Regions from separate parts of the Homo sapiens genome. Here region 1 is linked to region 2. The links are chromatin loops, found by intact Hi-C in ENCODE. Cell type or tissue: PC-3. All regions are shown on one strand. Each heading gives the region's core, and the rest is flanking DNA. Links, peaks and the distances in the headings are about the cores only.

The links. Peaks named below come from ENCODE experiments on the same cell type or tissue, not always from the same donor. Only the 100,000 strongest peaks of a DNase experiment are listed, where the experiment ranks them.
Region 1: a loop joins it to region 2, with 4 times the contacts of the local background. A loop is called at or near these places in 2 of 110 quality-filtered maps.

The regions. Positions count from the first base shown.
Region 1 is chr10:120,506,090-120,511,089 of GRCh38, reverse strand. All of the region lies in intron 2 of PLPP4 (phospholipid phosphatase 4), which reads right to left. Among named protein-coding and RNA genes, the nearest start is that of PLPP4, 51 kb to the right of the region's middle. In PC-3, for the core only: no CTCF peak of the experiment used is centred there; a DNase peak (open chromatin) is centred at 2,499; H3K27ac peaks cover 2,416 bases.
Region 2 is chr10:120,414,053-120,431,598 of GRCh38, reverse strand. No RefSeq gene overlaps it. Among named protein-coding and RNA genes, the nearest start is that of PLPP4, 34 kb to the left of the region's middle. In PC-3, for the core only: a CTCF peak has its summit at 8,069 (motif pointing left); DNase peaks (open chromatin) are centred at 7,628, 8,058 and 8,938; H3K27ac peaks cover 1,885 bases.

The sequences.
Region 1 (5,000 bases), core at 1-5,000, 85 kb before region 2:
TTTTCTAGGACCACTATCAACTGCTCTTGAGCCAATGCTAAGCACCTAGGAGGGCCCAAGGCTCCCCATATCAAGGGCTTCCCAGGCAAGGGAATGCAGCCTTCAAAATGCCATGGTTCCCACCCCAGAGTTGCTGCAGCAGAGGTGTCTGTGTGATTGCAAGATGTGGCTTGTTTCCTCCTCTCATCCTAAAAGCAATGGGCCCTAGTGTCTCATTCTTCTCCTGGAAATGTATCTGCCATATCCTTGGGCAGCACAGTCCGTGAATCAGGATGGATAGAGACATAGTTACATGTATCATTCACCCCCTTGTACACAAACATTTTTAAATGAAAGTTGGAATTAAGAGGTGAACTTCAGAAGCCAACACATTAGGAAAACGACTTCCTCCTAGGGCAAAACACCTCTGAACTGGGTAAAGGAGGAATGAGGCGAGTAAGCACCCCACCACCTCACTTTCACTCAGCAAAGCAGACTGAATTGAAACCAGTGCATAAGCATTCCACTCTTTCGACAAAGGCCATTGGTAGCTGCAGTTCTGCTGCCCGAGCCAGGGGAGCAGATGAAGATGTACAGAGGGACGTAAGGTGGGGATGCTCCCTTGTACCTCCACACATGGGCAGAGGTGGAGGAAAAACATGAGCAAGCAAAGTCTCCCTTGGTATTGTTTTCTCTTCTGTTAATGTTTCCATGGCTAATTTTAAAAGAATCAAATCCTAGGAAATCCTAGGATGAGCCCAGGGTAGGAAGATGGGGAGTGGTCAGAGCTTATTAACTGAGACCTGAGAGAAAACAAAGAATTCCAGCCGAACACTGCTGCAGGATTCAGAGAACATATTGAACCCTTCTTGGACTTGAGTTCTGCTCACTTGTTATGAGTATGGGGCTGCTGAATGTACATACCTAGGTTACAATAACAAAGGCTAACGTGTACTGAGAACTTACTAAGGACTATAGTCTATTCTAGGCACCCCATGCAAATTAACTCATTCACTTCTCACAGCAATCCTACATGGAAAAGGCTTCTTACTTAATGCATAGGAAAATAAAGCACAGAGAGGTTCAGCAACCTGCTGGAAGTCACACAACTAATCAAGTGGTAAAATGAGGAGTTGCACCCAGACCATCTAAATTAGGCTCTGCACTTTTGACCACAATGTTAGAGCAGTTCCTACCCTAGAAAGTAAACATTAAATAAAACATAGTGCATGCTTTTTTTCCAAGTTAAAAAAGAAAGGTAAGGAGGCTTGTTTCCAGGTCATAGATAAGTCATAGAAATTTCAGTGACAGCTGTCATATCTTAAGCACCTACTACGTGTTATGGACTTTCCTCACACTTTCCAATCTTCTAACTATTCTGCTATGGAAAATATTATTCCCATTGTACAAATAACCAAACTAAAACTCAGAGAGATGAGTGAACACACAAATGCACACAGCTAGTAGGACCAAGACTCCCAGACTGGGTTGCCATGCTCCTGGGTTGGAGTCCTGAATCTCGGTGATTCCCTTAGCCCAAAAGCTTTAGTTTACAGATGGGGAAACTGAGGCTGGCAGAGATTATATATTGAACACCATCTTTAAAGTTACTAATTGTACTGCACAGTGCCCACATAAAGAGATAGTGTATGTATCATTAAGCAGGATCTGGAATGTGGCTAGTTTTGTATGTATTCCACAGGCTGGGAAGCCAGAGCTCTGTACAAAAAAAAATGTGCGGAATGGACTCAGATTGAGGAGAGGTGAGTTCAGCCCTAGCTCCTGACACTTATCCATTCTTTGTCCTTGAGCAAATCATGTAACCTCTTTGATTCTCAGTTTCCTTATCTATAAATGGGTATGACGATAATAATATCCATGGCAAGTATTATTGGCAGGATTTCAATTCACTAATAGTTATGGAATGCTGATTAGGTGCCACACACTAAGTGAAGTGCCAAAGGTCTGTCACCCCCATCTGATGCTCTCTAGAGCTTGATGGGACATGTTCTTAAAGACACCTTTCACAGATAAAGAAAGTAAGGTGCTAAGAGGGGAGGTGATCTTCCAAATTTGCATAGCTAGTGAATGGCAAAGCTGGGAGTTGACCCCTTGTAGGCCACTGTGGAGCCCAAACCAACTGCCCACCAACAGGATCCAACAGAGAGCTAGCATCCGGCAAATGCTGGTTGTTGACTAGTATTTCATTATTTTCTAGAAAAGACTGTTAAAAGGGTATCAAGATCTTGTCACCAGACACATAGGATTGATGCATTTTCAATTCAAGCCCACCTGCACCCTTAGATCTAAGTAGTGTGCACCTTTGAGTAGCAGGAGGAGGTTGGGGAGAGAAGAGGGAGCCTAACTCTCCCAGGCACCCTGACCATACCCTAAACGACAAACTAAGTTATGGAGCATCCACCCATGAATCAACACAGGAAGGGGCGTCAATCCCTGGCCAGTGCTGCACCCAGAAAGTGAGTCATCCCCACCTGCTGATGTAAGGCACCATGCACCACACTGCCGGGGCGCTTCTGGGAAACCACAAAATGTGAAGCAGTGTGTTTGATGGGGGAGGGCATGAGGATGCCAAGGACTTCTAACAACCAGAAGGGATCGAAGCCAGAGCAGCCTCGATGCGAGGGTGTTAGCCAGAGAGGAGCTTGTCACTGGGGTTTATTCACAACAGACAAAACAAAACAATGGGCCCAAAGTGCCTTCATTTCTGGCTTTTGACAGAAAGGTGTGCTGCAGGGTGATTATAAAGACAACTTTAAGACACTCAGACACTTGGAAAAGGCCCTGCTCTGGGTAAACAATTACATCCCATCACAGATAAAAGAGCTGTCTAAGACTCTTAAAAAGAGCCTAAAAATTAAATTGTCTATCATGATCCAGCCTTGTCTCTTTTTCTTCCTTCTTCCTCCCCAAAATGACTTTATTTCTGCCTTCCTTAGAAGCATCCTATCCCAGAATAGAAAACCCTGGTATCAAATCAACACAGTATCTATCAGTAATAGTCTATGAGAATGTATCTTCTGGACATATCACGGTCGAAGCAAAAAGAGAAGAGGGCAAAGAATAGGCCTTGGGTGGATTTCTTTTGGAAGCCAAGGAAAAAATTTGCAAAACCTATCATTCCTTAAACTTCTTACTGAGTCTTACCTATTCCTCAAGGCTTTTTAGTGATGCTGAACTGTTCACCTTGTGTTCATGTCTGTGCCCCTCCCTAGACTAGAAACCATATCTTATTCATCTTTCCTCATGGCAAGTGTTTCATAACCATCCACTGAATTAGCTTGTAATTAACCAATCTAAAGCTACCCCCAGTCTAGCTCTATCCCTGCCCCCTTTCTTAGCCCTTACGCATAGATACTCCAAACAAACTCCTATTGACAGGACCCACACAGGCTCACTCTCCATTTCTCTGCCTTTACACGCCTCTCCACCTAACCAATCACCAAGGAAGCATCACAGCGGAGTGCCTCCAAGTGAGAGTTTGCACTCACAGCCAGTGCTCAGATCCTGGTTCAGCCACTGACAGTTGTATAATCTCGGACAAGCTGTATAATTTCCTCAGTTTTGTTTTCTCCACTGACATGAGATTAACAAAAGTGCTGACCTCAAAGGATTCTGAAGATTAACTGAGATGTTCTTTATAAAGTGATAAGCACAGCCCCTGAATTCAAGAAATGTTTACTGTTGTTGATGATGATGATGATAATGATGATGATGATGATGATGATGATAATGATGATGATGATGAAGAACTTCCCTAGAAGTTTACCTGAGCCTCTCCTCTGGCCCTTTTCAGATTCCATTTTGTATTAGAGTACCATCCTAATGTACCAGGGATCCTGGAAGGTCCCTGAGGGTACCTCCCAAGTCTCATTGGACTTCTCATCCCCTATAGCCCCTATGGTTTTCTTTACCCACAGCAGGCTCCCTGAAAATGTCCCCTGAATGTACAAAGACACAACTACTATAGACAACAAAAAGTATACCAAAGAGCAACAACTAATACCGATTAAGTTGTCCTACACAAAAAGTAGGTTTTAAAAAATATTCTGATAAACCTCTCACACTCAGCAGGAAACCGGTACCTCTTTTGAATGAGGAAACAGCCTTCCATAAAGGCCTTGGGCATATCCCAGAAATGTTAAGCAAGACTTTTGAGTGCATCTGAAAAGAATTCTCAGCCAGTCTCTCTGGTCAACAGGAACACTGGGTTGTCAAGGGAAACAAGCTCTTGGAATCAAACAGTTCCAACTACACCCAACTTTCAGAGTGACAGACATCACCTGAGCTAATGGTGCCACAGACAGCGAAAGTGCAAGTTAGGAGGCTTCCAGTGACATTATTACCATTTACTCTGCACTTAATCCCCTAGCCATCATTCTGTTAATTTTCTTGTTACATTTGCCGAATTGGCTCCTCTAAATTGCACACAGATGACTCTAGAAGCATTCATTATCCAATAAAAGAAAATCCAAGTCAATGCCAGCTACCTTTAAAAAACACCTTGGTAAGAAAGAAAGTTCATCTTTAGATTAAAACATTCCAACCAAAATTAAAGGAGACCCCAAGAATTTTTTTATGTAGTAAATGAAAAAATGTGAGCTTTCAAAGAAAATCAAGCCATTTTATACATCAGTGAAAATGGATGTTCTATTACCAATTCTTCTACTAACATCTGAAGGTTTTAAAAGACCAAAATAATATAATGCCTTATATTAAATTCTTAAAACCCAGGAGAACAAATCTTTTTTATGGGGTGACAAAATATTTTTCATCTTTGTGTTATAGGTATTATAAATGTATCTACTGCTTTCCTTATGTTATTATGGAATTGTACTAAATCGTGTGACCAAATGAATGAAATTTATCAACTGCTATTAATGAAATAAAAGGTTGAACTTATTTCATTAGAATAGAGGGTATGAATCAGTATGTGTAGCTGAATATCCTTCTGTTCTCTGAGAACCCCAGCACTGAATAAGCCCTCTACTGACTAATTTCTA
Region 2 (17,546 bases), core at 5,575-10,574:
GCAATCTCACTGCAATGCTGCATGGCCTAATGATGAGTACGCAATGCAAGTGATCGTGCAAAGGTTAAGTAGTGTTCAACACCTCCTCTTTTAAAAGGAACAGGATATGATGTGGTTTCTGAAAGAGTTCCCACAAGAATCATAAGAGACGTTCAGGTTTGTGCTTCGGAAGAGTCTATTTCAATGATCTGGATTATCCATTTCTTGGCAGTGCTGGGCAAATGAAGTGTTACCTTCCTCATTACAGAAGCTCTAAGCCAGCTGGACTGGTTTCAGAACTAGAGAGCAGATGTGGCTGAAGGGCCTGCAGAGGGGATCCTTGTGGTGCATTGGCAAAGTCCCACTCCAGGAGGAGGGCTGAAGCCCGTACTGCAGGTTTCTCCGGCCCCACAGTTCCTAGAATCGCTGTCATGGGAGGGAAGGCTGGTTTTAGGGGGAGGCTGCAAGACCAGATTAAATTAAGGGGGGAAGTGGCATGAACAGAACACACCTCCTTTTATCTTCAAAGCCGTTTTCAAAAACTGAATTCAGAAACAGCCTAGCCTCCTGGGAGGCACTCCATGGGAGGGCTTCTGCAGGCCAGTTTTAAAGAGAGGAGTGAGGTTCAGACACCTGCGGGGGTCAGAACCAGAAGGAAAAAATGTCTCCTCTGAAGCAGGTGCTCTGTTCTGACTACCCGCCACTCTTCCAGAGAGTTCTACAACTTTGCAAGCCCACCCTTCAAAGGGAGCAGATCAACAATGATTCCTTTGAGACACAGCCTTGAAAATGGGATGTATACAATACTACCGTTCTCATCTGACTTCTTGTTCCTACAGATTAAGTGGCATGGGGCAGGGGTGGAATTTCTATGAATTGCTCAATAACAAGCCCTGCCTCTAGGGTGCAGGTCATCACTACCTAGTGACTCTCATATCCATAGCATTATAAATCGGTCAAATGATAAGCCTGCACCCTATGCCTCTTACTTGAACATCAAACAGGATTCACCAGGAGGTCTCTTCCACTCTACCTTGGTTTAGCCGACCCTAAGATTACTCACTGGAAACAAAGCAATTGGAACACACAGGGAGCAACATTTAATGCAAAAGCCTGAAGCTGACAATAATATTACCCTCTCCAATCCCATCAGCATCAACAGAATCATCCTCTTCTGTGGTTTCAAATCATCCAATGGAATTTTTAGGTCTCAATCAACTGAAATTTGAAAAAAAAATCACCTACAGGATGTGTTAAACTTCTACTTGTAAGAGTCCATGTGAGGACTTATAAATCAATGAACTACATGAGAAAATTCCAGAAATGTTAAGAGCTTAGCCAGTGATTCTGGGAGTTTAACCATTCGCTCAGCTCGTCTCCTGCTGAGTGTCACTCAAGCAACCCAACAGCCACTTGCCAGCTCTAGAATATCAGAACAGACTGGGAAGGGGGAGGTGAGAAAGAAGTTTTATGTATATATATATACACACACACACACACACACATATATATATATATACATACACACACACACACACACACACACATACAATGAAATATCAATCAACCTTAAAAAGGAAGGAAATCCTGACATATGCAGCAACGTGGGCGAACTTTGAAGACATTATGGTAAGTGAAAGAAGCCAAATCACAAAAGGATAAGTATTGCATGATTCCATATATATGAGGTACCTAGACTAGTCAAATTCATAGACACAGGGAGTAGAATGATGGCTACCAGGGGAGAGGAGATGGGAGAATGAGGAGTTAGTGTTTAATGGGTCTGGAGTTTCAGACTGGGAGATGGATGGTGGAAAGTTACACACTACGGATGTGATTACTCCCATAAAACTGTACATTTAGAAATTGTTAAAATGATAAATGTTATTTTATATGTATCACCACAATACAAAAAAATCCCTACTGGAGGGATTTCCCATCTTGATGTCTTTACATTGACCAAGGCTCCAAGCACAGCAATGATCCACAGCAACCCTCAGAGCTCACATTGTTGACTATTGTAATCATACCCTGCTTTCCCGCTTGCATTTTTCACCTTCTCGTTTTCTCTGGCTGACAACGCGTTATTTCTTGGCAACTGACTATTCTATGTCAGAAGCCCCATGGAGTAGACATTCCACTGGATGTAAGAAGTTGGGAGAAAAAAATTTTTTTAAAAGACCAGTTTATAATAGCATAATACTCTAGGCTTCCTATTTTAAAGAATCTGGCAAAGAAACTCATATTGGGTTCTTTTTTTAATATAGAAAACTAAAAGTTCTGATTCATTTTAGCCAAAGATTTTAGGCACATATAATATTATGCTCATAACTTAAGAACAATTTATATAATTTTTCATAATGTGCAAAGAATGAAAAAGATCAAACAGGGAAAGTGACTTAATGTCTTTGAAGCTCTCTGTATTATAAATTCATCCTTCTTTGCAACACCATCACTCATCTCGATCTGGCAGCATTTTTCACTTTCTTCCTGTCAAAAGAGACTGTTGCTGCAGCAAAGAGTTACACAGATGATACTAAAGCAGTAAAAACAAAGGAACATTCTCCTTTAAAAAGAAACGGAAGCAGGATTCCCGAAAGTGTATCCCGTGAACTATCAGCATCAGAATCACTAATGTGCTTAATAAAAATGCAGACATCCTGCTGAATCAGAATCTCTGGGAATGCAGGCCTGGGTCTGCTTTTTATTAAATAAGGTCCCCAGTAACTACGGGAAGGCCTGACTGAGGCAAGCTCATGGAGAAAACTAAGTTCATTTTTGAGTCTTGAATCAAAGGCTGGCTTGTGAGGAGCAGAGACATGGGGCTCAGTGCCTGTCTGACTGCATAGCCCCCCCGTCCCCATCATGGATGCCGCATCCATTCTCCCTCATGACCCCAATATCCTCATTTCCAATATCCTTCCCATATCCTTAGACTCAACATTGGTTGGCTTTGAAGGGGAGAGCGGATCACTGTTCCCCTAAGGACACTGAGTGGATGAAGACAATCTGGTCATGGTCATGAAGACAATCGGCCATTGGATGATAGCCAATCTGGTGCTGGAACCTCAGTGGTACTCTCTGATGGGTCTCACCACTGTGGGGGTTGCCCTGCCTGGAGCCATCAAGGTCCATCCCTCACTCAACCACAGCCCCTGCCCCAGATGCCCTGGGTAGCCAAACCAGTGTCTGTAAACTGTAAACAGATCTTGGTCTTAAGTAACTTTTAACCATTGCTTGTGGCTACCTGGAGGGCTGTGGCCAGTGACTTCTGACAGCTGAATCAGAAACTTGCCTTCATGGATTTGCAATGTCTGAATGGGCTGGGGTGGGGCAAGGACAGCCTCAGATTGCCAGAACACCATCTCTGCTCTTTCATTGCTTTTAAGACAGTATTTTTCATACTTCAGTGAATTATTTACTTATATAAAAATACATGTACTTGTATTTATTTACAAGTACTTATGTAGTACTTTCTATATTCCAGACAGTCTTCTAGGGGTCTTATAAATATTAACTCTTTTAATCTTTATAACAATATTGAAGCAGAGGTTGTTTTTATCTTCATTTTTTAAGTGAGGCAACTGAAACACAGAGAGGTTGAGAACTTTGCCCACAGTTGCACAGCTGGTAAATGGCAGAGCCAAGGCAGTCTGTCTTCCTAATTTGTGTCAAGCTGTTTATATGGGGTATATATAAGTTAATGGCAAAATAAAGCATATCAATAAAAACAAACAATGTATTAAATTCTGGTTACTGTTGCCTATCCTGAGTCTTACTTTCTGTTTGTTGAAGGGGAGATTAAGGAGTGTTTTTAGAGGCATTAAAGGAAATAGCACAAAACTGATGCCTTCTCATTGACATAATTGGAACTGAAAGAGAACTGCAAAGTGAGTAACTTTCTTATTTTGTGGGTCAATGTTATTTAACACCACAACAGAGCACAATTTATGGTACCTGTTAGGGAGAAAATGTGCTGATAAATTATCACTTTTGTGCCATAAGTGTCAGAGGGCAGTTTGTTTTCTCATAGTTTCAACCTCTTCTTGATAACCCTGTGTGCTGATGCTTTGTTGGAAAGATCTTATCTTTTTTTGCACAAACTGTCTTAGCCCTAGTCACGTGATTAGAAAATCCCTATAAGTTGGGTCTAAATTAACCAAGCCTTTATGGTTGAATATTTCCAATCAACACACGATCAGCAGTTAATAGGGATCTAGGATGGTGGTTCTTAACTTGAGGTCTCTGGACCAGTAGGATGGGCATCACCCAAGAACTCTTTAGAAATCCATATTCTCTGAGCCACCCTAGGCCTACTAAATTAGAAACTGTGAAATAGGGCCCAGCAATCTGTGTTTGAATAAAGACCTTCAAGTTCAAAAAATCTGGTCTTTAAAAAATAGGCAAACCTAGTACACAACCATAGTAAAAATTTCATGGAAATTTCTTGTCATGAGTTAGATTTTTAAGAGCTTATATGGAATCAAATCCTGCCTCTACAATTTACTGCTTATGTGACCTTCGGCAAGTCATTTAACCTCTGTAAATCTCAGTTTCCTTTTCTGCAAAATAGGAACGATAAGACCTGATATATAGGGTGTTACCCAGTAAATTAATAATGCATGCAAAGGCTGAACAGTGCATAGTATATGACAAACACTCAAGATATGTTTGTCACTGGTATCATTACTCTTACCATCATTATTGGTGCAACAGCACTTGATGAGAAGTATTTTAAAAGGAAAAGGAGGCCAAGCATGGTGGCTCATGCCTGTAATCGCAGCACTTCGGGAGGCTGAGGCGGGTGGATCGCTGGGGGTCAGGAGTTCAAGACCAGCCTGGCCAATATGATGAAACTCCATCTCTACTAAAAAAAATACAAAAATTAGCTGGGCCTGGTGGGTCACACCTGCAATCCCAGCTACTTGGGAGGCTGAGGCAGTAGAATCACTTGAACTCAGGAGGTGGAGTTGCAGTGAGCCGAGATCACACCACTGCACTCCAGCCTGGGTGACAGAACAAGACTCTGTCTCAAAAAAAAACAAAAAACGGAAAAAGATTGTCAGTGAGTCACAGATGAGAATTCTAAGACAGGAAGAGGTATTCCAGCTCGGCAGCTCAGAGGGTAACTAGGCAAGGATTGTAGACTGAATCCATCTTGTTCAAAATATGTGACTGCCTACTCAAACTCTTCCTCCCACTAGCCTACTACTAACTAGAAACATCTACATTCCTCTCTCTGAAGATCCCTAGAATGCAGAAATGGTCCTTTCACTAGGTATTTCCAGCCAGATTCTTCTCAACTAAGGAAAGATAGGAAGAGAAAGAGTTGGGGAGGGAAACGGGGTGGCAAGGAGAACAGGCAGGATAGGGGCAGGGAAGAGTAAGAAGGGTGGACCACTCCTAGGCAGATCTCAGCTCTTCTTCCACCCCACCCCCTCTCCAAGGCCCCTCACCTCTTGCAGCCCCCATGCCCTGCCTTTAAAATGTGTAACTCTCGTTTCCTTAATGTTCCCCCATGCAGGCTGGAGTTTTGTAATCCAAGCTTTACTAAAACCAAAGGAGAGGAAAAAGAAAAAAGAAAAAGAAGCCTGAAGAAATAAAAGAAACAAACAAAATCCAGAAAACAAGTGGTGCACTCTGAGGACTGGGGTTTGATCCTACAATAGTAGCACAACAAGGACCTGCTAATTGATTTTCTCCATTAAAATGTAATCAGAGGGCTATCCAAATAGAAATGCCATCATCCCAGGGGAGCCCAAGTTGATAGGCAGATTTTTTTCTCTCTCTCACCTGAAATTCTACCCCCAGATCACATATCTTTAATCTTACTCCTACTTGCTCCTTTGGGCTAAGTCAACCAAAGGCAGGTAAGATCAGGACACCTGGCACAGAGGTGACTTGAGAAGATGTGAAAGATGAGAAAGAGTCCATCTGATAGAAGATGAGACAAAAATGAACAACAACTGAGTACCTAATATGTGCCAGGAATCTTAATTAATCCACATAACAAGTCAACAAGGCATTAATAAAAATAGCTATTGTTATTGAGTACTCACTATGTGTCAAGCATTGTCCTCAGCACTTCACGTAGCTTCATGAATTTAACCCTTATCACGACTTCATGAACTACATATTATTATGATGCCCCTTTTTCAGATGAGGAATTTGAGGCATGAAGAAATTAAGAATCGGGTCCTAAGTCATACAGAAGCAAACAGCAGAGCCTGGAGTTGAACCCAGGCACTCTGACTTGAAAATCCACCCTTTTAAGCAATGTCCTTGTAGGAAGAAAGACCAACAATACTACAAAGGTACAGAGGCCTGAGGATGAACAGATATCCAGAAAGAGTCAGGAATTAGTCAGGAAAGTTCCTCAAATGTTGAGAAAATGTTATGGTTTCAGGTTCAGGAGATTGTTTGCATGAGATAAAGAGGATGGAGCTGCCCTGAGGCTTGAGGCAGGTGCAGAAAAAGAAAACTCAATTACAAAGGGGGAAAAAAAATTGAGACCTGAAGAAGATGAGCTGCTATAGCAAGAGCTACATCAGGAGTCTTGGTTGTAAGGAAGAGAAGCCAGATCTAACTACCTTAAGTAGACAAGCAGTTTTTTGGATGGATTTCTATCAGTGATAGAAAAGAAAAAGAACCAGACTTAAAAAGCAAAAGCAGGCAAGAACAAGTGAGATCAAAGCAGCAGAAATTGCATCATGGTCACACCCAAAAAACAGTTCAGTTAGGACACTATCCCTGTGCACTTAACTGTGACCTGTCCCTGATTCTGCTACCATGGCTTTGAGTGACTGCTCAGTATACCCTCATTGGTATGCCACACCCCCAGGTGGGGCATCAGATTGAGCCAGGGTCCATGTCCCATTGAGCTTCTAGAATCTCTGGCAGAATCCTTTCTGCCATCAAGAGTCACACAACACAAGATTAATTATCCTATCCCTTCTCCTCCAGAACCCACAGCATCCATGGCAGCTTGAACAAAGATGCTCCTGTGCAAGTTTAGCTGAGATCCTGATGACCAGCTAGCCTGCATGCCATAGTACACAAACAGCTAGAAAGGTGTCCAAGAGAGAAGGGAACCAACATGCCTTCCGTCTCATTAGATATTTTAGCTTTAAAGACTTTTTCCTTGGGAGTTGTCATCAGCCTTGTGACAAATTCTCCTTCACTCAGAAAGACTCCAAAACCTTGAGGTCCAATGTCATCCAGATGACAAGGTTCTTATTATAAGTGATAGATGAGCAGTGGTCGACAAGGATGACCAAATGCTCCTGGAGTCAGCAGGCTGCAAACACCTCTGCCTCGTGACCCCTGTGAGCACATTGCTCTTTGAGTGACACGCGGAGGAACTGTAATAGGGGAAGGTGCTGGAGAGTAGGGGAAATTCATGCCTGTCTGCTGATCTCATATCCACAGAAGAAGTCCCCGAGACTGTAATACTTTCTTTTTCATCTGAGCGAGGGTTGGACCTGCATCCAAATTTCCTTGTCTACACTTGTGATGACCTGAAGATCACGGTGTAAACACTATGGCAGTGATCCACTTTGCCAAGCTCCCAAAGCTCTCCTATGTTGCAGGTTCATCTTTTTGCTTATTTCCAATTTGTCACTGGAAGGTCAGACAATGAGTCACTAAGCAGGATGCTATGAACATACTGAGTGCTTAAAGAATCTGGCAGCTGAAACCAAGGCAGAATGTGCACATTACGGAGAGAGCACAATTAGCACTGTGACTAAGAACCAAGCGGCTGACCAAGGGTGACAACAAAGGGAAACTTTTAATGATGAGATTTAATTTCCAAGGAAAAACCTCTAGAAAATTATAAACGCAGTAATTTGATTTAATCATCTGCATTTGAATAGCTCTGCATGAGCAACACATTTAAACATTTATAAAATTAAGATGCTAAAATTAATGTTGAGCTATTATAGAAGTGCTCATAATTGTCCAATGATCGTGCATAATTAAATAGCAATCTCCAACATTGCAGGATGGGGCCCCATTCAATGAAACTGTCAAGAGCCAACCTGGAAGATTTATTGGATGCAAAGTCTATGAGCCGTGAGCCCTCTTGTGGCCACAAAGCACAGTGCAGTCTAGGCCCTCCCTCTACCCTTGAGTCCTGGAGGAGTTTAGGGGGCCAAGAATCTAAGCATGAGGACAGGACCCCTGATTCTAAGAAAACTTCTGGGCAGTAAGCACACCCTCTCCTTCTGGATGCCAACAGAGATGCCAGGACAGAGCCCAAACCTTTCCAAGCCTCCAAGGAGGTGTTATCCAAGAACAACTCCTCCCATTTATATAGCTTCAAGTTGCTTTGATGTACAGTAGCCTTTGATCTGTAAGAAAAGCACTGTTGTCCCCATCTAAAGATGTTGAAACTGAGGCTCCAGAGGATGATGTGGCTTGCCCAAGGTCTTTCGTCCTTCAGTCTGATTTTAAATGCTGCCTCCCAAAAGAGGCCTTCCCTGACCATCCTGTATAAAGTTATGCCAGCACCCACCCACCCACACTAGGTCCTGTCAAGCACTAGAACCTCTTTATCCTATTCACTTGCTGACCACATGTTAGCTACATGTCTCCCACACTAGAATAGAAACTCTAGTGGGTCCAGATCTGTCTCACTCACACATGTGCCCCTGACCAAAACACTCAGGTATTAGCTGGGTGTGAGTGCCTAGACACCCTGCTTGGGTTGACCACAGGCCCCTCACACTCTGTGTCCAAAGCTCAACTCTTGAGCTGTCTTGTCCCACAGACACATTCCTCCTCCTGTCATTCATCATCTCAGTTTGGAGGCACCATTTCCTACCTAGTCGCATAAGCCAGAAATCAGAGTGTCTCTTGACTCCTCGGCATTTGAAGAGCCGGCCCCACATCTCCCATCCATAAGTAGCAGACACTGCCTTCTGCAAATCCTACATTCCAGTCGCTTGACTGTGCCCACCGCTCTCCATTTCCAGCCACGCTTTCTTTACAGAGGTCATGATCATGACTCATTTGCATTACGGCAAAAGCCTGCTGGCTGTCCTCCCCAGTTCCAGGCTATAGCCAGAGGGTACTTCCAGAAAGACAAAGCTCCCTTCCCTCTGTCACTTGGAACCCTCTAGGAGCTCCTAAAAGCTCCCTAGTGCTTTTAGGAGAAAGTCCAAAATAGCAAGCATGCCCAACATGGCCTGCATGATCCGGCCCCTGCTGCTCCTCCACCCTCCCCTCCTACACCCCATTCTACACTAACCCCTTTCATGGACATCATCTTACTGAATTCTCACAATAACCGTGCAAGGGAGACATTACCATTCCCATTTTATAAAATGAAGCAAGTTTGGAGAGGCAAAAGTAACTTGCCTGGGGTCCTGAAGCCTCCTGGTTTAAAACCCATTGCTTTTTGTACCTCCATCTGCTGTTCCCTACTGTCATCCTTGGCATTGGTAATGTTTGTTGAGCACCTCCTGTGTATAAGACACCATGCAAGACAGACTCTAGGACACCTTTTCTCTCCCTCCATCAGAAATGCACTAAGCAAGTTATAAAAAGCATTCTTGTTCACACACAGTTAGCAAGATACTAACTGGAGACCATCTGACTCCAGCGCCTTATATTCCAACATCTAGAACTGTGGCCCATCACAGGTACTCAATAAATAATTGTGAAGTGAATGATTGTCCATGCCCCTTCCTCCACTCCCTACCACCTTTTGGGAAGAACACTTGTCTGTAGTGTTATTAGAGCAGTCCATCTTATAAAAGGTAATGCCTAAGAAAACATGAGCCTCACTGATATTCGTCTCTGCTTCTTCAGGGTCCTATGAGTCTAGAAAACTTTTTTGTTTCGCCCCTCCATGAAGATGATAATTCTACCATCATACACGCCTCCCATTCCATTGACACATCCTATGGTGATGCTGATAAATAGCTGTTGTAAAGATGCTGGAAGACACCAGCCACACGTGGACTGTGTCCTGAAATTGCAATATGTCAGGGGCTTCAGATATGACCTGTATTGAGGTTAGAGTATAGACCCAAGTTCTTGCAAAGCCCTACTAAGGCAATGGCTGCAGGGAGGCAGAGGCAGTCCCAAGTCAGAAACGTGTTCCAGGCAACTGCTGATGACACGAGAGTTGTCCATTTACACTAGTTGCCATGGCAACCTTACCATCAAATTTGGAAAGTCTCATGAACAAGACAACCCTAGTGTTAGAGATTTCATGAGAAACACAGACAGATCCAGCCCCAGGGGATGGGTTTTCTTTTGAGGACTTCTCCATAAAGCCAGCCACAGGGTAGAAAGACTGTAAAGGCTGATAAGTGTGAACAGGAAAGCAATGAAAGCCTCTTGAATTTTCAGCCCACTAACTCAGGCTTTGTAAATATCAAAAACAGGTTGTTTTTTAATCTTTGCCCTGGCATGCAATTGTTTCAAAAACTATTTTTTGAATACACTAATGAAGAAAGGAATATATTTTTATAAAATTGGATTTTCTTATAAACTGAAACATAGAAATATATATATTATATAATTTTTCCATAAAACTACCTAGAAAACTAAAGTGGCTCTGAAGATTGGTTGTTCCAATGCACTGTAATTTGTGATTAGAACATCAACATTGACTAGTAGGAAAAACCAGGGATGTTAACCTAGGATCTTATGCTACTAGTAAGCTATTTGTCTCCTTTGAGGCTGGACATGATAATAAATAATATAGTACATGGTTGAAAACAGTTTGGAAAAGCTAAAATGCTAATCCAATATTAATAATGTTTGTTTAATCTCATCTCACCAGCCTTGGGGACTTGTTTCTGCTCACTTGGACCTTACTTCCTTTTTTCTGTGGGTATTAAATATTCCTATTCTGTTGTCTTTGGCCATCACATGGAACCTGAGGTCAGGCTGTGAGGACGTTGTGAAGTGAGTGTGTTTATGGGCACATGGCCACTTATCTTCGTGCACGGGTGGACACATAACATTGAGTGGAAACCTCTGGCCATCCTGACGTGACAAGCAAAAGCCTGGTGATTGGACTCTGACTCTTCTAAGCTTGGTTCAGGGCAAATGATTTCACTAAATTTGGTGGTTGGAATGTCCATTGTCACCTTTTCTGGGCACATGGTCCATAAGGATCCCTTCTTTTATTGGATGACAGCCCTGCCCTGCCCTGCCCACCGCTGTCCCACCCCATTCCATAACCATGACCAAGGCAGCCTCCAGCATGCATGTTGTAGGCTTCAGCTCTTGGGCTACATGAGGATCCTGTTTTGCTTTTGTTGAGACTTAATATATAAACCCCAACATAATTTGAGAAGAAAAAGAAAACACATTTTTATGAAATCTAGTACACAGCAATACCTGTGGTTCTTCACAAAGCTGCGCTTTATTATTTAAAATGCATAACTAGGACAGGCACAGTTGCTCACCCCTGTAATCCCAGCACTTTGGGAGGCCTAGATGGGCAGATCACTTGAGGTCAGGAGTTCAAGACCAGCCTGGCCAATATGATAAAACCCCATCTCTACTAAAAATATAAAAATTAGCCTTACCATAGGTGCCACATGTGATTTGAGGGGTCTTCAATACCCCTCACTGGATCAAAATGTCCACTCATCTCTACGCCTACCAGCTTATTCTCCAGAAGACTAGAGTGAATGAAAATAGACAGATGCTGCCTGAGAGCAGAAGAAAGCCTTTAACCATTCAGATCATCCCTTCCTTTCCCCACTCATTCTTTCATCCACTTCTCAATCATTTATTCTAAGAACTTGCTGAGCACCTACACAGTGCTATGCCCTGTACTAAGCACCGGGGACCATGGTGAAGAGGACCCAGACCTGATCTCTCCCCTTTCTCCCCATTCTCCCTTCACATAGGCTTTGCTCTTACCCTAGGACAATTGCACTTGGTGTTTCCTTAGCTAAAGTGTTCTTCTCACAACTCTTCAGCAAGCTCACACCTCCCCTATCCTTCTGGCATCAGCTCACAGGTCACCTTTACAGAGAAGTCTTCCCTGGCTACACTATAAAGGAGTCTCCATACTCTGCATTTATTTTTCTTTTTTTTTTTTCTTTTCTCTTTTTTTTTTTTTTTCATTTTTTTTGAGACAGAGTTTCACTCTTGTTGCCCAGGCTAGAGTGCAGTTGCACGATCTCGGCTCACTGCAACCTCCGCCTCCCGGGTTCAAGCGATTCTCCGGCCTCAGCCTCCCGAGTAGCTGGGATTACAGGCATGCGCCACCACGCCCGGCTAATTTTGTATTTTTAGTAGAGATGGGGTTTCTTCATGTTAGTCAGGCTGGTCTCAAACTCCCGACCTCAGGTGATCGGCCTGCCTCGGCCTCCCAAAGTGCTGGGATTACAGGTGTGAGCCACCGCACTCAACCGCATTTATTTTTCTTATAGCTGGTATACTTTTTTTTTGAAGTTCTTGGTTTATATTCTTCCTCCAGATCCTCTGCACCTGGCACATAATAAGGCATCATAGAATTTTTTTAGCACTTACTGTATGTCAGTTGCCCTTTTGAGTGATTTTTGTGCATGCTGCAATTTAATAATCACCCCAAGCCTATGAGGAAAATACTAACAGAGGCGGACAGAAGCAATATAACTTGCAGTTAATAAGGGGTGAAGCTAGATTTTGAACCAAAGAAGTTTCTTTTAGTGTCCCGTCTCCCAACCTCTACATTACATCAGCACTCAATTTGTCAGTCAGTATTTTGAAGAAATGAATGAAAAAACAAATATGAGAATGAATGAATGAGTGAAACTAAGAGTCTAGGGTAGAGGAGAAATATTAAAAAATTATTCAATCCCTACATAACTGCAAATAAATGTAGGCTGCAGTGCAGCCTACAGAGATGAAACCTAGTTCAAGGGATCAGAAAAGACCTGCCTAGAAAGTGATAATCTATTTAAGTGACAATGTAGAGGGTGCGTGACAGTTAGTGGGAGAAGAGGGTTATTCATCACATGGTTTATTGGTGACATTCGAAACATGGAAGGCAGATTGAACACTAGAATCAGACCTCACATTACAAAGAATATCTCCTGGTGATGATGTGGAGAAACAGGCAGGAATACATGGAGAATCCATGCTTTCTATAAGCACCTTGAAAAATTTAAAAGATACTCACTTTCAGGGCCGGGTGCAGTGGCTAATGCCTGTAATCCAGGCATTTTGGGAGGCTAAGGCGGCAGGATGCCTTGATGTCAGGAGTTTGAGACCAGCCTGACCAACATGGTAAAACCCCATCTCTACTAAAAATATAAAAATTAGCCAGGTATGGCAGTGGGCACCTGTAATCCCAGCTACTCTGGAGGCTGAGGCAGGAGAATCACTTGAACCTAGGAGGCAGAAGTTGCAGTGAGGCAAGATCACGCCATTGCACTCCAGCCTGGGCGACAGAGCCAGACTCCATCTCAAAAAATAAAAATAAAATAAAATAAAATAAAATAAATCCACTTTCTAACCCACCAATTTCACTTTTAACTGTCTATCTCATCAATATACTTGCACTTCTGTAAGTAAATATCTGCATTAAAAAGTTAACTATTGAAATAACCCAAAATTGAATGAAAAACAAATATTAATAAGGAAATTGATTTGGGCATTAATGAGGAATTAATTAATTTGGAAATTAATTATGCATTTTGGTACCACCATATTGTGTAAACTATTCTGCAACAATTTAAAAAATTTTGATCAAGACATTATACAATGGCATGTTAAGATCTGCAAGACATAGTGCTAAGTAGAAAAAGTCAGATAGCATTTTAGTATGGACTGAATGATGTCATATCTATATGTTTAAAGGAAAAGAAACTAGACCTGTAAGTGTGTGCACACAACACACACACACACACACACACAGATGTAAATGCATGTTCTGAAATATTTGGGATGTTTTGTAAGAACATTTAGCAAATTCTTATCTGTGATTTCCCAGGAAGAAAAGAAGGAGAAAACTGACTGACTTTTAAAATAATTCTGAAATGTTTTAATTTTTACAATGAAACTGTAGTCATATATTGCTGTGATTTTTAAAAAAACATGAAAAATCTCATATCGAAAGAAAAAGGTAAAAGAGCACTGCGATATCACTTCACACGGAGGTCCCCCTGGTTGGGTTATTTTCTTGCTATTGCATTGTTTGAATTCTTTATACATTTTGGATTTTAACCCCTTATCAGATATATGATTTACAAATATTTTCTCCCAGTCTGTGGGTTGTCTCTTCACTCTATGTATTGTTTCTCCTGCTGTGCAAAGCTTTTTAGTTTGGTGCAATCCTATTTATTTATTGCTGCTTTTGTTGCCTGTGCTTTTGAATTCATATCCAAGAAACCTTTGCTGAACCAACGTTGTGGAACTTTCCCCTTATGTTTTCTTCTAGTATATTTACAGTTTCAAGTTACATTAAAGTCTTTGATCTATTTTCAGTTAATTTTTGTGTATGATGTTAGATAGGGGTCCAATTTCATTCATCTGCTTGTGGCTATTCAGTTATTCTAGCATCATTTATTGAAGACACTGTCCTTTCTTCAATGTATGTTCTTGGCGACTTTGCCAAAATTCAATTAATTTTAAATGCATAGGTTTATTTCTAGAATCTCTATCCTGTTGCATTGGTCAATGTGTCTGTTTTTATGCTGGTACCATGCTGTTTAGATTACTACAAAATTGTCATAGATTTTGAAATCAGGTAGCCACCAATTTCGTTCTTTTTGGTCAAGATTGCTTTGGCTTTTCAAGGTCTTTCATTTAGACAGGAGCAATAAACTTTAGTCATCTATTGGACAGAATGGTGACTATATAATAAGTAATGCAAGGTGAATTTCAAAATTACTGAAAGAGTAGATTTTAAATGTTTTACCACAAGAAAGGTAAGTATGTGAGTTGATTAATTTGCTGATTAGCTTGCTTTAATCATTCCACAACATAAATATGCATGTCAAAACATCATATTATATCCTATACATATATACAATTATTATTTCTCAATTAAAGATAAAAGTAAAGAAAAGGAAGAGGTTCCCCTGGGAGCTATCCCATAAGGTTTCACAGGAGGCCCCTCTCAGCTAAAAACCCTGCTGGGCACATGGCTTGATCCAGGCCATCTTAGCATTTCTAGCTTGCCCTGATTGCATCCTTATTCACCTGGCCAGTTGTTTGTGGATTCAGACTCCTGACTTATTCGTGGCTGAGCATGTAAGCACCATCCAAGGTTTAGGACGTCTGTTATGTGTGCCCTCCACCATTTGGCTTTGAGCCTGCTTTGGGTCAATGCATGTCTTTTCCTTTCCTTGTCGACTATTCCTTACCCTCCCCAGGAAGTAAAAGAAAATGTGTTCTTCAATCCTTAGTCTCACAGCTCATGAGAAAAGAAACTCAGCATTTCTATAAATAAGGGCAAATTCATAGCATTACCCGGTGATAAGGGGAAGAGTAAGCTCCATTGGAATTTTTCCTTCTCTGCTGTGGATAATGAATCACCCATGTGGTTTTTGGTTTTCTTTTGAAGATTCTGAAATAGATTAGCTCAACATAGGGGAAGGCTAAACCATTTTTGGTTCGTTGAATTTTAGTCACATCAATACAATAATGTCTTGATTAACTGAAGTGCTTGGGCACTTCAGCTGTGACTGGGTTCTCATCAGATTCACATTTTCCTGGGTGGCCTGGCTTCTATCTCATTCCTGCCCTCCTTACCAGTCCCAGCAGCAACTGTGACCTGTCCAGGCACTGTGTGCCCAGCACACACTGACTGCAGGAGAGAGGAAGAGAGCACAGAATGTGGTCTTGAGAAGGGAAGCGTTTCCCATTTCAATTCAGTAAGCATTTTGAGCCGCTAAGAAGAGTTATCCCCTGTGTTAAGGCCTGGATGATGAAGGCCAATAAGAGATAGACCACAAGGTCTTCTTGGAGCTTCTCATCCAGTTTAAGAGACTGCCACATGCACACATAATATCAGTCTCATCTGGTGACTGATAAAAATAGTGCCATAGGCCAGGCGCGGTGGCTCACACCTGTAATCCCAGCTCTTTGGGAGGCCGAGGCAGGTGGATCACGAGGTCAGGAGTTTGAGACCAGCCTGGCCAGCTTGGTAAAACCCCATCTCTACTAAAAATACAAAAATTAGCCAGACATGGTGGCACGCGCCTATAATCCCAGGTACTCAGGAGGCTGAGGCAGGAGAATCACTTGAACCTGGGAGACGGAGGCTGCAGTGAGCAGAGATCGTGCCACCACACTCCAGCCTGGGTTGGAGTGAGACTCCATCTCAAAAAAAAAAAAAAATTTGTGCCATAAACAGAGACTTATGAGTTCAAAAATTAGGGGTCTTTTGCTTAGCCAGAAGAGTCTAGGAAGGATTTCTGGAGAGATAGATGATAACAAGTAGGAGTATTTCAGCAAAGAAAGATGAGAAAGGCATTCCAAGCAATGATAAAGGCATGAGTGAGTGCATGAAGATTCGAGACAAGCAGATTGGCATTGCTCAAGCATGAAGGATGATTGATGTGGGCACTGGGAGGAGATGACACAGGAGAGGCAGACAGGGCCCAGGCAGTGGGGGTCCTCAAACACCAACTTAGACAATTTCGACTGCATCAGAACATGCCAAAACTGGCGTTTCAGTGTTGACTCTTCAAAGCAGTGACTCTTTTTTTTTTAATTTATTAGAAATTTATTATTTATTATTTATTTTTATTTTTATTTTTTTATTATTATTATACTTTAAGTTTTAGGGTACATGTGCACAATGTGCAGGTTAGTTACATATGTATACATGTGCCATGCTGGTGTGCTGCACCCACTAACTCGTCATTTAGCATTAGGTATATCTCCCAATGCTATCCCTCCCCCCTCCCCCCACCCCACAACAGTCCCCAGAGTGTGATGTTCCCCTTTCTGTGTCCATGTGTTCTCATTGTTCAATTCCCACCTATGAGTGAGAATATGTGGTGTTTGGTTTTTTGTTAGACTGGATTAAGAAAATGTGGCTCATATACACCATGGAATACTATGCAGCCATAAAAAATGATGAGTTCATGTCCTTTGTAGGGACATGGATGAAATTGGAAATCATCATTCTCAGTAAACTATCGCAAGAGCAGTGACTCTTATACAGAAATTTCAACACTCCTGTAGTGAGCCCATGGTGTATTAAATAGGTTGAGGGAAAGGTATGTTAAATACTGGTTAAAACTTGATCTTAACTCTTGTTGCCATTCTTTTCTAAAATAAAATGGTCCATTCTTAGAAAGTTCTAGATAATGAACACCAGGATGATTGCTTTTCAGGGAGGTGAACGCAGAGCTTGGCTGATGGTGCAAGTCCTGGGATGTGTCCTGAAGCGTTTCCATCTATGCTGCTGAATTGTCTATGGAAATGGAATGTGTTTGTGCAGAGGTGATCGGCTTCTCTCCTCAAATTAGAGAACAGCCAGGTGTTCCACGATATTGGAATTTTGCAGTACAGCCTGGATATTGGCATCACAGTCCTCCAATGGAGACGGAAATGATAGATGACCTCCTAATTTATTGTAATACCTCCAAGTGCCTATA